Regions from separate parts of the Homo sapiens genome. Here region 2 is linked to region 1. A link is an interaction called in ENCODE POLR2A ChIA-PET data of the cell type or tissue named here. Cell type or tissue: A673. All regions are shown on one strand. Each heading gives the region's core, and the rest is flanking DNA. Links, peaks and the distances in the headings are about the cores only.

What was found. Peaks named below come from ENCODE experiments on the same cell type or tissue, not always from the same donor. Only the 100,000 strongest peaks of a DNase experiment are listed, where the experiment ranks them.
Region 2: POLR2A ChIA-PET joins it to region 1 with 7 read pairs; 1 of 35 experiments calls an interaction of 5 or more read pairs at or near these places.

The regions. Positions count from the first base shown.
Region 1 is chr4:116,527,641-116,535,349 of GRCh38, forward strand. No RefSeq gene overlaps it. Among named protein-coding and RNA genes, the nearest start is that of MIR1973, 230 kb to the left of the region's middle. In A673, for the core only: no CTCF peak of the experiment used is centred there; DNase peaks (open chromatin) are centred at 3,591 and 4,481; H3K27ac peaks cover 4,295 bases.
Region 2 is chr4:116,228,910-116,236,618 of GRCh38, forward strand. No RefSeq gene overlaps it. Among named protein-coding and RNA genes, the nearest start is that of MIR1973, 67 kb to the right of the region's middle. In A673, for the core only: no CTCF peak of the experiment used is centred there; a DNase peak (open chromatin) is centred at 3,262.

The DNA of each region.
Region 1 (7,709 bases), core at 1,432-6,431:
GTAACCTTGATCTTTTGATGGGAGTTGCTAGTGAAACTGACCAATTATTTACCCTAGAGGAAGACTTTGTACAGCTGTTTAATTCACAAACATCCTTAGTCTGGATATCTGATATAAGACTTGCAGCAACTGGAGGGACCTATTGAAAATCATGTCTCAACACTCTTAGGAGTTAAGATTTAGCCAGAGACCTGAATGGCAAAAAAGATCCAGCCACTGATAATCAGAGAAAGCCTCCTGAGGAATGAATGCAACTGTTGCAAAGGTCCTACGGAGAAAAAACAAAACAAAACAAAACAAAACAAAACAGAAAACAAAAAAACTGAAGATTTAGGGAAACAGAAAGATATCATAGGCCACAGGTGAAGTCTAATACGTGATTTCAAAGTGGTTGATAGGGGTCAGATTTTATAAAACAAGACTTCTCAAATTTTAATACTCATAATCACATGGGAAGAGGTTCTTGTTAAAATGCTGATTCTATTTAAGTAGATCTGGGGCAGGGTGTAAAATTCTGCATTCTAACAATGTCCAGTGAGAAATGATTGTGGTGTACGGTAGTGATCGAGGCAGAGAATACTGGGCTGATACAATTTAGCACACATTATGCAAACAGATATAATCAATGGAATAGATATGGATGGTAATGAATGAAATAGACGTAGATTGTGAGGGAACAAAATGGATACAGAGGATAAAGGGAATAGAGTCGTAAAGGAAAACTCCTAGGTATTTTGACTTTAAAATTGTATATATTATAGCATAATTCTTTGAGATAGGAAAGACAGGAAAAAAGCATCCTGAGTGTATGTGGGTGAATATGAGAATTAAGTGTTCTATTTGAAGAAGAAATGTGAACCTACAAGAAATTCAAGTGTGTAAGTCAAGTAATCAAGTAGATGGTATACACATTTGCAGTGATAAAGGTCATTAACATATAGGTACATATAGCTATTACGTAAGTTATAGAATTAAGTTAAACTATCTAGGAAATTGAGGAGTAAAGAAGATCTAAACAATACTCAGAGCTTTTAAAGTTTTAACAAGGAAGAAACCAGAGAAAGGGTCCCATATGAAGCAGGAAACAGTCTTCTTTGATGGCATTAACAAGAGCACTTGGTGCACTTTTTGAAACAGGAAATTCAGTGAAGTTAGTTAAGGAGAAAACGGGAGGGACAGAAGTAGGGACAGCAAGATATAGTTTTTTTCTTTAAGCTTTGTTCTAAAGGTTCACTGTAAGAAAATAATTGTAGTTAAAAGGGGATATAAGCAAAAGTGAGAACTTCTTTACTCTTGTTTTATGATAGAAGACATTAAAGCATCTTGGCACGTGAGGGGATTGATCAAGTACAATGAGAGTATTTGATGCTCTTCAGAGGAGATAATTAGATTTAGGAAGTTTCTAGCATAGCAAAAGGGAATATGATGCTGATAAGGCACATAGATTTGAAAGCAGAGGCAAAGGATTCATTGTAACAGGAAGGAGGGCAAACCTTGATTGTTGTCATTTAAATGATATATTGGTTTCTTGTGATTTTTCCTCTTTTATTGAAGTACAAGGCAATATCATCATTTGAGTAGAAGAATGGGGGATATTTAATGGTTAAGGAAATACAAAACAGTTGCTTTGGAGACTGAGGGAGCAAAGTCATGAAAAAATATGTGGTACCACTGAGCAATATTTGTCGATTTGACATTTTTGGTTGTTAATTTAAAGTAAGCCTGGTCAATTTTTGGGGTATCTGATTGTTTATTTCCCCAGAAATGTTTAACTGCATGCATACATGAAGAAGAAAGTAGGTGGGTTTTTACCAGGAGTAAGGCTATTGGATGAGAGAAAGGCAAAGGAATGAACACACTCACAAGATTCAGTTTTGATAATAAGCTGTGTAGGCCATGGAGTCCAGATGGTGTAAGGGCAGAAGTTAGAACTTCAGAGAATTAAATTTACTGAGGGTGTTGAGTTGGAGAATTTAAAAGCAATGGAATTTGTTTAGTCAGTTAACTGTTACTTATTTCATTTCTGACTAGTCCAGCTATGATAGATTAAACACTGGTCGTCTAACAAGAAAACATAAAGCTACTTTTTTACAAGCTCGTTGAGAAGATTTACTCTACGTTAAAAGTCAATTATTTCTTATGTAATTTAGGACTACTGAAGGTCATACAGTTACCATGAGGAATTAGCATAATATCCAAATAACTTGTTAAACCTATACATTACTTGCATTAGTATTGCCTTTATACTCAAGCAAGAAAGGCCTGGAATTTTTGAGGACATAATTCATAAGCACAAACCGAAAAAATATACTTATTAAGGAGGATAAAGGAATTTCTTTCATAGTTATGGCACTCAGCACTTGGCAGAGCAACATCTATAAAATCTACACATCTACTGTAGTGGTAACACCTTTCCGTCTCTAAGAAGGCAGTCTTCCATATAGGACAAGAGTCCTGTGACCTCATAACAAACTGCAACTGCTTCTGACTGTCATGAAGTTTGTATATTGCATTCCTGCCAATGTTAGAGATAGATATTGATTCAGAGTGTATGTAGGATTTGAGTGATGGATGTGCTTAGATAGGAGGAAAGACAAATTAATTAACTTGTCAAATCCTTCTTCTCAGACAGCAAGAATGCAATAGATTCTTGCATAATTAGGTATTGATTCCCAGTAGTTCCAAACATCTGTTTCCTTGCTTATCTTGATGTTCCCATTTGTGATTTCAGAGGAACTCATAAATTAGAAATGGTTTTCACAACAATGGCAAACGGAGGCTGATGTACATTTGTAATATTAAACAATTTATCTTACTCTTGAAATTGTCTATGCTCTTTAGACATAACATGCATGAAGTGCATCACCATTCTTTATACTGTCAGGTAGATGACTTTGAAACTTAGAATTGGAAGCAGTTTTACTGTAAAATGCTGTTGATGACATTTAGATGAATGTATACAATAAAATTAATTTTATGTAAATAAATTTTCACATTTTAATTATATTATATTGTCTTTTAATTTTAACAGATACATTTTACCAATTTCAAAGAAAAACGCCAATTAAAAGTACAAACAAAATAATCTTTATTAATGCAAACACTTGTATTTAATTTACATATTTATAAAAATAATTAAAAGTTGAAATATTGGACATACACTTTATTTTTAAGCATTCAGAAAATTGAGAATAAGTCATGATAGAATATGGCTCATGATAGAATTGAAAAATATAAAAATGTACCTCAGGCAGGGGAAAATAAAGTTGAAATTAAAAAGTGAGATAATCCTTAGAGAGCAAGACATACAAATTTGTGAACGAAATTAACAATTTCTCACCCTGTTACGAGCACTTTATCACTATCAGAAGAGCAATGTCTAAAGATACCATATTGTCTTAGTTCATTTTGTGCTGCACTAACAGAATATCAGAGACTGAGTAATTTATAATGAATAACAATTTATTGGCTCACAGTTTTGGATGCTGTGAAGTCTAAGATCGAGGGACTGACATCTGGTGAAGGCCTTCCTGCTGCATCATCCCATAGTGGAAGGGCAAAAGAGGGAAAGAGAAAGCGAGAGAGTGAACTCACAGCCTCAAGGCATTTTATAATTGCTATTAATCCATTCATAAGTGTAGAGGTCTCATGACCAAAATACTTCCCGTTAGGCCCCATTTCCCAATACTGTTACATTAGAAATTAAGTTTCCAGCCCATGCTTTCTGGAGGACACATTCAAATCACAGAAATGGAATTGAATTCTAAGTATTAGGATTTTGTGGAATCATAAAAAAAAAAACAACCGTGGCTTGGTTATCCAAGGTAATAAACATTCCATGAAGAAGAATCTACATTTATCTCACATTCAGAGAATGCAGCTGAATGTTTATCTTTTATTAAAGTTTATTTTTAAACTCATAAGAATCTAACACATTTTATAAAAATAATATCTATAATACTGAGTAGAGATATTTGACATAATTTACATCATCTAGTAACTTTGACTAGAAATAAGAATAGATACTGTATCCTTCACACTAAAACATGGTAAGTAAAAGCTCTTTTAAGCAAACACAATTTATTATTTGACTTAACAATATTGGTTTATTGGTAGGCATATGTAAAGTAGGCTTACTGTGCACTGGTAACCAACTTGTCTGAGTATGGTGAAAAAGAAAACCCACACATACGAGTTATATGAAGCAGGTCTATTACTTAGAGATAGGCTAAAAGGGAAACAGAAGCCTTGGATTTATTGTGAGCTGGTCCTGTAAGTTTCCGTGAAGCCACGTGAGGTGACTGGAGTCTCACTTGTGTATATCTCTCTTTCATCACAATTGAGGGTCCCCAGGAAACAGTCCATTCTGAGTTTTACATCCCAGGGACAGACCGCAGAAATCAGCTTGCTCTGAATTTTTTACCTCACAGGGCAACATGACACACAGGAAGAAAGCATTAAAGGACTTCCTGTTTCTAGGGGAGGACAGGAACAGAGCGGAAACGATTTCAGCTGTTACTTTCTTATCTCAGGGTGTTGCATTCCAAGCATATCCTACAGTTATTCTTGATAACTAAAAGTGAGAAAGGAGAAATAACTGGATTAGTCCAAGACTACTCAAAGAACTGACCTGCAGTACACCAACAGAAATGCGTTTTGGCCAGGCGCGGTGGCTCACGCTTGTAATCCCAGCATTTTGGGAGGCCAAGGCAGGTGGATCACCTGAAGTCAGGAGTTTGAGATCAGCCTGGTCAACATGGTGAAACACCATCTCTACTGAAAATACAAAAATTAGCTGGGCGTGGTGTCGGGCGCCTGTAATCCCAGCTACTCGGGAGACTGAGGCAGGAGAATCGCTGAACCCGGGAGGCAGAGGTTGCGGCGAGCCGAGATCGCGTCATTGCACTCCAGCCTGGGCAACAAGAGCAAAACTCAGTCTTTAAAATAAAATAAAATAAAATAAAATAAACAAAAATGCATTCTAACAAATGCTACTTTTTTGTTAAAACTCACCCCAATTGAATAAATTCCCAGGTGGCAACACAGACTCTTGAGGCTAATTCCCTGCTCTTTCATAACTAATTTTATTGATAGGTGTTAGTTTCTACTTTCCGACAATTTAAATTCTTCCCAAATATTTATGGAGTTGACCTCACACCTTGAAGAAGCTTGAATGTATCTCATACCTTGAAGAAGCTTGAATATTATCAAAATCCCCTGGGTCCTGACAGATGACTTTAGTGTATGGCTTTGCTATCAGCATTGTAGGGCATATATGCAAAACAAAAGAACATTAGCCTGTGAAGTGAAGATGAAATGCTATCTGAATTAAGAGGCAGTGTGATTTGCAGACAAGCAATGTGTTAAATCCCGGATTTAAGCAGGAATGTATTTTCAACCAAAAGTTAACTTTGTAAGACAAAGAATTTAAAAAATGCTAAACGTGTATTTCCGCTGTCAGACTAAACTATATGTAACTCAAAAGATACCTATTTCTAAGCTCAGTTTTTAATGTATAAAATCTTACGAATAAGCCATAACATTTTACTTTAATCTATGATAAATAATATATTAACATGTATATATTTTTGAAGTGTTATTACAGGTATTATTATCTATCTTAATACACATGCAATCCTCAATAAAACAATGTATTTTTAATGTATAGTCAACTGACTATAAATTGTAAACATGTAAAATTAGATTCTAAAATAAAGTGTACCAATGAAGGTAACAACTATCGGTGACAGGTGTTTCCATTCATGCTGATATGGCCATTTCTGCCACAAATTGGAATTAAACTTTCAAGTAAATCATACTGATCCTTTTTGACTTAAGAGTTCATTCTTACCTTACTTATTTCTTGATCATTTTATACAATACTGTGACACTATTTTAATTTGCTTCCAGGTCTCCCTTTCTTCTCTCTTTAATCCTTCTCTTATGTTTTTTGTCAGAATTTCCTTCCCTAACACAGATCTGATTTTGTCATTTAACTTTTTAAAAATCCCCCATGATTCTCAATTGCTTAGAATGGAATTCAAATTTCCTAGCAAACAATTAAAAAACTTCCATAATTTGAACCTGATATTTTTTCCAGGATTATAGCCAATTCAGTCCTCAAATATTGGATTCAAAGTGCTCATCATCTACTGAAAATGCTGTGCATTTTTATATCTATGTATATTGCTCATGCTGTTACTTCATCCTTCTCACCTTGCTCAGGTTGATGATATCTTATTCCTGATTCAAATTTCAATTCAAATGTTACATCATATACAAATACTTCTCTGACCCTAATATTTAGAATCAAACTCTCCCACTGCTGCTCTTTGATGGAAACCTTCTGAGGTAAGTACTCCACTCTCTTCTGCACTTTACCTTCTGTGTTCTCTCATTTTCTATTTTCCTCTTCACCAAAGAGCACATAGCTTTACAGGTACACACATAGGAACCAACATAAAATGCAAACGTTATCTTATGATATTCTTCAGCAAAAAAAAATTACTCTTATTTTTTTTTCTTTCCACAGAACCAAGCGTAGTTCTCAGCCGTGTTTCCTGTAGTGCATATTTCTGAATCACTTGAATAGAAGAGAGAGGATGAAGGGGCCCAGGTCACAATAGGCATAGAGATATAGAAAAAAAATTGTTTATGGTTGGAAATATAAACTTTGTGATACAACAAAGGGTATTTATCTCTGCATTTTTAACTGTCTGTAAAATATTTAAATATATTTTCATAATATTTTGGAAAAAAGTATCTATAGATACTGTGATACCATGCAGTCAACCAAATAGTATCATTGTCATTTGAATAATAGATCCATGAAAAATCATACGCACTTCAATCCACTGATAAAATGTGGCATTCTAATCTTATTAAAGATTTTCATTAAGGCAGAAATTTCAAAACCAAAAGCAGGACAGGAAGAAAGGCATGGTGTGATGGTTAATACTGAGTGTCAACTTGATTGAAGTATCGGATTGCTAAGTATTGATCATGGGTGTGTCTGTGAGGGTGTTGCCAAAGGAGTTTAACATTTGAGTCAGTGGCCTGAGGAAGGCAGACCTATCCTTAATCTGGGTGGGGACCATCTAATCAGCTTCCAGCGAATATAAAGCAGGCAGAAAAATGTAAAAAAAGCAAGACTGGCTTAGCCTCCCAGCCTACATCTTTCTCCCATACTGGATGCTTCCTGCCCTCAAACATCGGACTCCAAGTTCTTCCGCTTTGGGACTTGGACTGGCTTCTTTGCTCCTCAGCTTGCAGATGGCCTACTGTGGGACCTATGATCTTGTGATTTAATACTAGCTAATAAATTCCCATATACATATATACACGTGTATATATATATATATATGTATATCTCCTATTAGTTCTTTTCCTCTGGAGAACTCTGACTAATACTCATGGCCTTTATAATTTAAATGCTATCACAGACATTTTACATTTTAAATTTTAAAATGCTTCATTGGAAACTCTGGGGTTTTTTCTGTTAGTACTCCAACTATTCTCTTCAAAATGAAATTAGAAAGATAGCATCAATAAATCATTTTAGTTGCATATATTACATGAATTGTTTTAAGGAATCATCCATTGTGTCTATCAATAAGCATATTTGCTTGTTAAAATTTTTAAAAAGTCATTGCCTTATTTAGAAGCATCAATATTTGCAATCGAGGAAGCCGTATGGTTAGCATCAGAAA
Region 2 (7,709 bases), core at 985-5,984, 300 kb before region 1:
GATAGATTCAAAGTGCTGAAAGAAAAAAATCCGCCAACTAAGAATATGTATTTGGTAAAAGTGCCATTCAAACACGAAGAAATAAAAACTTTCCCATATAAACAAAAGCTGAGGCAGTTTATCACCACTAACCTTTCTTATAATAAATGCTAAAGGAAGTCCTCCAGTTTGAGACAAAAGGGCATTAAATAGAAACATGAAGGTATATGAAAGTATAACTCACTGGCAAAGCAAATATATAGGCAAATACAGAATACAGTAATGGGGGCATGTAAATACATTGTAATTTTTAGTACATAAGTTAAAAGACAAAAATATTAAGAATAACTACAATTACATAAAATTTTAATGGATACACAATATACAAGATGTAAACTGTAACATCAGTGGCATAAAGTGTGTTTGCAGGAGAAGTAAAAGTGTAGCTTTACATATATGCAATTTATGATAAATTATTTCAACTTAAAATGACTATTATAAGAATAAGAACTTATATGAGATCTTTATGATAACCACAAAGAAAATATCTATAAGGGACTTGTATTAGTCTCTTTTCACACTGTTATAAAGATACTGCCCAAGACTGGATAATTTATAGAGGACAGAGGTTTAATTGACTCACAGTTCTGCATGGCTGGGAAGGCCTAAGAAAATTTACAATTATGGTGAAAGGTAAAGAAGCAGCGAGCACCTTTTTGACAAGGCAGTAGGAAAGAGAGAAGTGAAAGAGGAACTTACAAACACTTATAAAACCTTCAGATCTCATGAGAACTCACTCACTACCATGAGAACATCATGATCGAATCACCTCCCTCCCTCTACATGTGGGATTACAGGTCCCTTCCTTGACATGTGGGGATTACAATTCGAGATGAGATTTGGGAGAGGAAACAGAGCCAAACCATATCAGGACTCAACTTAAATTTAAGAACATACAAATGTTGAACATAAAAAGATGAAAAAAGGTATTCCATGCAAACAGTAGAAAAAAAAGGAGTCAAGGTTAAAATTATATCAAACAAAATAGACTTAAATCAAAAATTATCTCAAAAGACCAAAAGACAAAGAAGTTAATCTATAATAATAAAAGATCCAAGTCATCAGGGAATTACAACAATCCAAAACATATGCACTCAACATCAGGGTGTATATAGAAATTAAACAATGCACACCTGAACAACCAATGGGTGAAAAAAGAAAAGAGAAATTCTAAAATACTTCGTAAAAAATGATAATGAAAACAAAACACACCAAAGCTTAAGGAATGAAGCAAAAGCAGTACTAAGAGGGAATTTTATATCAATAAATGGCCTACATTAACAAGGAAGAAAGAGCATCAATAAACAACTTACGTATATACCTAGAGAAACCAGGAAAAGAACAAACTAAGCCCAAAATTAGAAGAAGAAGGATTAAAGCAGAAATAAACAAAATGGAGAATAGAAAATCCAACAAAACTAGGTATTGGGGTTTTATACGATGACAAAACTTTCTTAAAACAAGAAAGAAGGCAGAAAACTCAACAAACAAAATCAGAAATTAAAAGGAGATATTATAACTGATGTTGCATACATAAAAACTACTGTGAACATATGAGCAACTGTACATCAAAACAATGGATAATCTAGGTGGAATAGATAAATTTCTAAAAACATACACCTGCTATGAATGAATTATGAAGAAACAGAAAACCTGAACAGACCTACAACACGTAAGGAGATTGAATAAGTAAACAATAATGTCCCAATTAAGAAAAGCCCGGGGCCAATTTGCTCCACAGGTGAATTCTACCAAATATTTGAAATGAATTATGCCATTCCTTCTCTTCTCAAGAATTGAAGAGAAGCTTCTCTTCTCAAGAATTGAAGAGAAGCTTCTCTTCTCAAGAATTGAAGAGAAGCTTCTCTTCTCAAGAATTGAAGAGAAGCTTCTCTTCTCAAGAATTGAAGAGAAGCTTCTCTTCTCAAGAATTGAAGAGAAGCTTCTCTTCTCAAGAATTGAAGAGAAGGACACATTTACAAACTTATTTTTATGATGTCAGCATTACAAACTTATTTTATGATGGCAACATTGCCCAGCAAAGCTAGGCAAAAGTACTGCAAGAAGAATAAACTTCAAGCTAGAAATATACTTGATAAAACCTAGTTCCAAAATTATTAACAGAATAATAGCAAACTGAATAGCTGTTGAACTCAACAGAACATTGAAAACATCATACAGTATGTTCAAGTGAGATTTATCTTTGAGCGGCAAGGATATTTCAATATATGCAAATATGATACACCACATTAACAAAAACAAAGTGTACTAATCAGATGAGCATAATCATCTTAATAGATTCAGAAAAAGCATTTGATAAAATTCAATACTCTTTTATGATAAAAATATTCAATAAACTTGGTAAAGAAGAAATTTAACTCAACATAATAAAGGCCACAGTAGTAGACTTGGATGTAAGTTCTTCATATATGAAAAACAAGATGTGGGGAAATGCAAGAAAGAAGCAAGGGAGTATTTCAAATGAAAACTCAGGGGAAGCTACAATGTTTTATCTATGTACAAGTCTTTATATGAACTTTAAAGGGCAAAAGAATAAGTACATAGAATATCCATCTGATAAGGACAAAGGATTGTGGAAACTTTGGGATTCTTCTGACATTTATTTGGTAACTACTTTGCCTTATATAAATTCCAAGACCATTTTGTAAAGTTAAACAAAGAATAATTAATATATTGGATTCATAATTTATAATCATATTTAGTTTATATAATGGTTAACTATATGTCTCTACTTTGCGGGTCCACAGTGCCTAGATACATGGTCAAACATTCTGGATGTTTCTGTGAGGGTATTTTTTTTACGAGATTAACACTTAAATCAAGGGACTTTTTGAGAAAAGCGGATTACTTTCCCTAATATGAGTCGGGTTTTTTTTTTTTATCTTGTTTTTTTATTTTATTTTATTATTATTATACTTTAAGTTTTAGGGTACATGTGCACAATGTGCAGGTTTGTTACATATGTATACATGTGCCATGTTGGTGTGCTGACCCATTAACTGGTCATTTAGCATTAGGTATATCTCCTAATGCTATCTCACCCCCTCCCCCCACCCCACAACAGGCCCCAGTGTGTCATGTTCCCCTTCCTGTGTCCATGTGTTCTCATTGTTCAATTCCCACCTATGAGTGAGAACATGCGGTGTTTGGTTTTTTGTCCTTATGATAGTTTGCTGAGAATGATGAGTCGGCTTTATCCAATCAGCAGAAGGGCTGAATAGACCAAAGGACCGACCTCCTGCGGATAAGAATTCTGCCAGCAGATGGCTGTCAGACTTGAACTGCAACCTTGTCTCTTCCCTAAATTATCACACCTCAGACTTCAGACTGCATTGTCTCTTTCCTGGAATCCAGCCTGAAGGCTCTGGGACTTGAACTGTAGATTTTGGACTTGTCAGACTTCATAATTCTGTAAGCCAATGCCTTAAAATAAATTTCTTTATACTAATATCCAGATCCTATTAATTTTATTTCTCTGGTGGATCCTAATACAATTTATATTTAAATGCCATCTATTATTTATACACCACAGTTTTTTCTAAATATTAGTAATTGTTTTGATTGATACATCTAGTAATTTCAGTAAAAAGTAAAATCACAATTCTTGTTACTGCTATTAAAAAATTCCAAGCCTTTATTTAAGATGGATTTTTATATCACTTTTAAAGCTTCAATGTACTATTTGCAATTTATTCCTAATATATTACAATACGGGCAGATAAAGAGGCAATGAAAATTTGGAGTCTTTGACCAAGGTCATAAAGTTAGATTTTGATATTTAAAATTGTACTCTATAATCCCTGACTTCAAGGTCACTGCTCTGTCTACATTACCATATTTTCTCTCAGATTAACTCCAAATGAGAAGTTGTGTGTAAATTATTCTTTGTGTGGAAAAAAAATGTGCTATTTAAACTTCATGGTTTAAAATGTTGCTATTTAACTATTTTTAGAGAATTGCCTGAAGTTACTAGTTTTCTTCATACAATATTTTTTTAAATTAAGTATACCTTTCAAAAACGTTACTCAATCTCTTTAATACTATAGTATTTAGTGTATTAATGAGCACTTTAATTGTGCAATTTTAATTATTTCACCTCTGTTAGTGGCCTTATTACTGATACTCATATTAATGGATTTCTTACTTGTGATTATCTACTTATGGATCTTTTAAACTTAAGAATATATATTTTTAATGTGTCATTAATGCAGAGTTTCTGAGGATTTTGTCTTAAATTATTTAACTGTAGTAGTTAAGCTTTAAATTGGTTTTCAAAGACTTTCTACAGGAGTGACTACATAAGAATTATTTTTTGATGATGTTGCCTACATTTCTTTGGAACCAGTAAAGTGCTAGTTAATCTAGATAGTTTTAGATGCCAATTCTATTCTTCAAGCTGTCAACTTGGATTTACACTAGTATCTTCCAGCCAGTTATTAATACTAAGAGAGCTAAATTAGAGCTGTGTGACTCAGCTTAAACTTCTATTTTTTTCTATGATGAATCCATGTATTTTAATACCAATTCTTCTGGTGTTAAACCCAGTTAAACTTACTATTATTATGACCCATGTTAACCTAGATTTTTGTTAACAGGTTGAAGCTAGTGCATTTAATTTCAAGTTTATTTAGTCATGATACCATCTAGACTTGGAATTTACTGGATATTACTTGCGACAATCCACCCAAACTCTATGGTGCTCAGACTCATGGAACAGGGGCTCAAAGTAAATACATGTTATTTCTGATTAAATTTATCTTGCTAATGAAATGTTTTAGAAGACACTTTTGTAATTCTGTGTGACATTTACAATAGTGAGTACACTGACTATTTATCAAATTTTGTCAGTAGGAATGTAAAGAAAATTGCATTATTTGTCAGCTTATGTTGAAAGGAGTGAAGACACTGAATTCAAGCAAACCTAAAGATAAATGCTAAGGACATTTTAATGGTATGTGTTGCTAATTACTCTTACTTCATTTCCTTTGCCTAAAGGCTCCTCTGGTCAGGTTCCCTTATTTCTCTTACTTGCATGTTAATATATCCCAACCTAATTGTGATTGACTTAAAAAGGTAAGAAAGCTGAAGCATGCCTTGATTAGGTGTTCCTGATTCTGATTACAACTATTTGCAACACCTAATTTGCAACAACTATTCCATTACTCAATGGTGATCACTAAATTCTTGAGTCATTCATTTGAGTTTTTTCTCCCTAGCAATAAGAGCTTCAACACATTCTTAGCATGCTATCCATAGTCCTTTCCAATGTGCTGAGGCAATGTTTGCCTAAACCATTTGGCTTGGCCATTAAAAAAATTACTTTTTTGAGTGATGTAATATAGCAGCACATATATGTGTGACTTGTGATTTTAATAGTTATTAACTTTTAGATATAAACCCTGAAACATGTATGTATGATAAAGAAACAAAATAGCTACATGACAACATAAAAGTTATAAAATTCCAATGGAAAAGCCAGAAACCATCATGTCATTTTAGAATCCCTTCAGTCCCTCAATCCCACAAATAACCATGTTTTTACTGTATTCATATAAAAATAACTAGCAATTATTTAACACTCTGTGATAAACATTTTCCCATGCAATTTATGTGTTTTATTTAAACTTTGACAAATCACTATTGAGTAAGGGACACATTTTTATTACTTATTCTTCAGTAACAAGTTCAGTGATGAATCTGTAGATAGCAGATCAGCCTTAGTTCCATTAAAGGGCTTAGCTTCTCAATGATGCTATGAAGCATCTATATTCTTTCCATTACTCTCCTGCATGTTAGGGAAAATAAACAGGAAGTCTTTCCAGCTTTCTAACCTTACCTTCATTTTCATTTTGCTTTTCTCTATTCAGGCAAGTCATTCCCTTCACCTCGTCTTTTCTTTTAATGACTTCTACATTAATGTACAAGAATCTTTCATTTTTATCTTATTATAGACTGATGAGGGCAATGCCCAATGAATGAACACTTCATCATCCTGAAATCTGAGTAGGTAATATTACGGCATTATGTACTCATTTTGTAAAATAATTATTTGCTTGTTAAACCCTTTCCTAGGTAGTAGAATAACATCAACAGATTTTTAAAGATACTGACTCTCCAGCAAGAATGACACAAAAATAGAAATATAACACAGAAAGTATGCAGTATAGTGGAAGATTTTGAGTGTTCTTGTTAAAATGTTCAAACAGGTTAAAGGAGTTCAGGAGTGTAGGTTTACCATTTTAACTAGAGTGGTCAGGATAGGCTATAAGGTAAAGGTAATATTTGAACAAAAACTTAATAGATATAAAGATGTTGTGAATCTGAAGGAAGAGTTTCTAGGCAGAAGTTAATAGCCAGAACAAAAGATCTAAGGTGGAAGAATACCAGATGTGTTACAATAACAACAAAATCTGGAGCAAAGTGGGCCAGGGCTATGGAGGTAGAACATAGAATGTCAAATAGTTCATGTTTGAAGAACTGAGTTACTAATAATTATGCAGAGAATCAGGTAAAAACAGTGATTCCCCAAAGCAAACTATAATGTATAATCACCCACTTATATACCATAATGAGAATTTTACAATTTACATTGAGGAAAGAAGAGCAATTGCAGAGTTTTGAGCAGATGGATTATATGGTCTAACGCAAGCCTTTAAAATGTCTATTAATAGAAGTAGACTTTCTGTGAATATTCCTTGAATGAATACCGGAGTGCTCTCACAATCCTATTGATAATAAACAAGGCAGGGTGTGCACAAAATATGAATTCAGGAGACCAGATAGGAGTCCAGGAATACAACATAATTCCAGTAAGAAATATAGCTTAGACAATGGTTATAGCAGCAAAGGCAGTGAAATAACGCTCAATTTCTGGATGTATTTTGAGAGCATACTCTGACTCTGAAGGATTTCCTGTTTCTACTGGATAAAACACAACAGAAAAGCAGAATAAAGATTTATACAAATTTTAGATCTGAGGAGAGTTGCTATTATTATAAATGGAATGGGATAAATTATAGATGTATAGACGTAGTAGATCCATTTCATAGGTCCAGAAGTTTCATTTGAAAACTTGATTAGATAGCCAAGTTGGAAATGTTGAGTAGACATTAGAATATTTCACTCAGTTGTTAGATAGAGATAAATACAGAAATTTTAAAAATAATAATTTGGAGTTGGTATTAAGATATTTTATAAAAGTCATGAGACTAAATTCTATTATTAAGGATTGAGTATAGAAAGAGAAGAGGATCAAGTACTGAAAGCTCTCCCACATTTTTATTAATTCAATAATTATTTGTTATATCAGGAAAACCAGAAGAAGAATAGGAAAAAATCAGTTGAGGTACCACAAAGATGGGCAGAAAATTTACAGACTGTGGTGTCTAGAAAGAAATGAAAAAAGAAAAAAAACATCCATTTTATATGAGAACACTGTAGTATTACCTTAGTAGGCAAGATATTTTTCCTTATGCTCTAAATTCTGTTTAACCACTTTTGGGCTGTATGTATGTGTGCGTGTATATGCATATATATGCATATATATATTAATTTGATTTAATTTTTTTAAAAATTATAGAAACAAATTTGCCTAGTATCAATGCTTCAATTACCTCTTCTCATAACTATTTTTTTCATATTGAGAAATA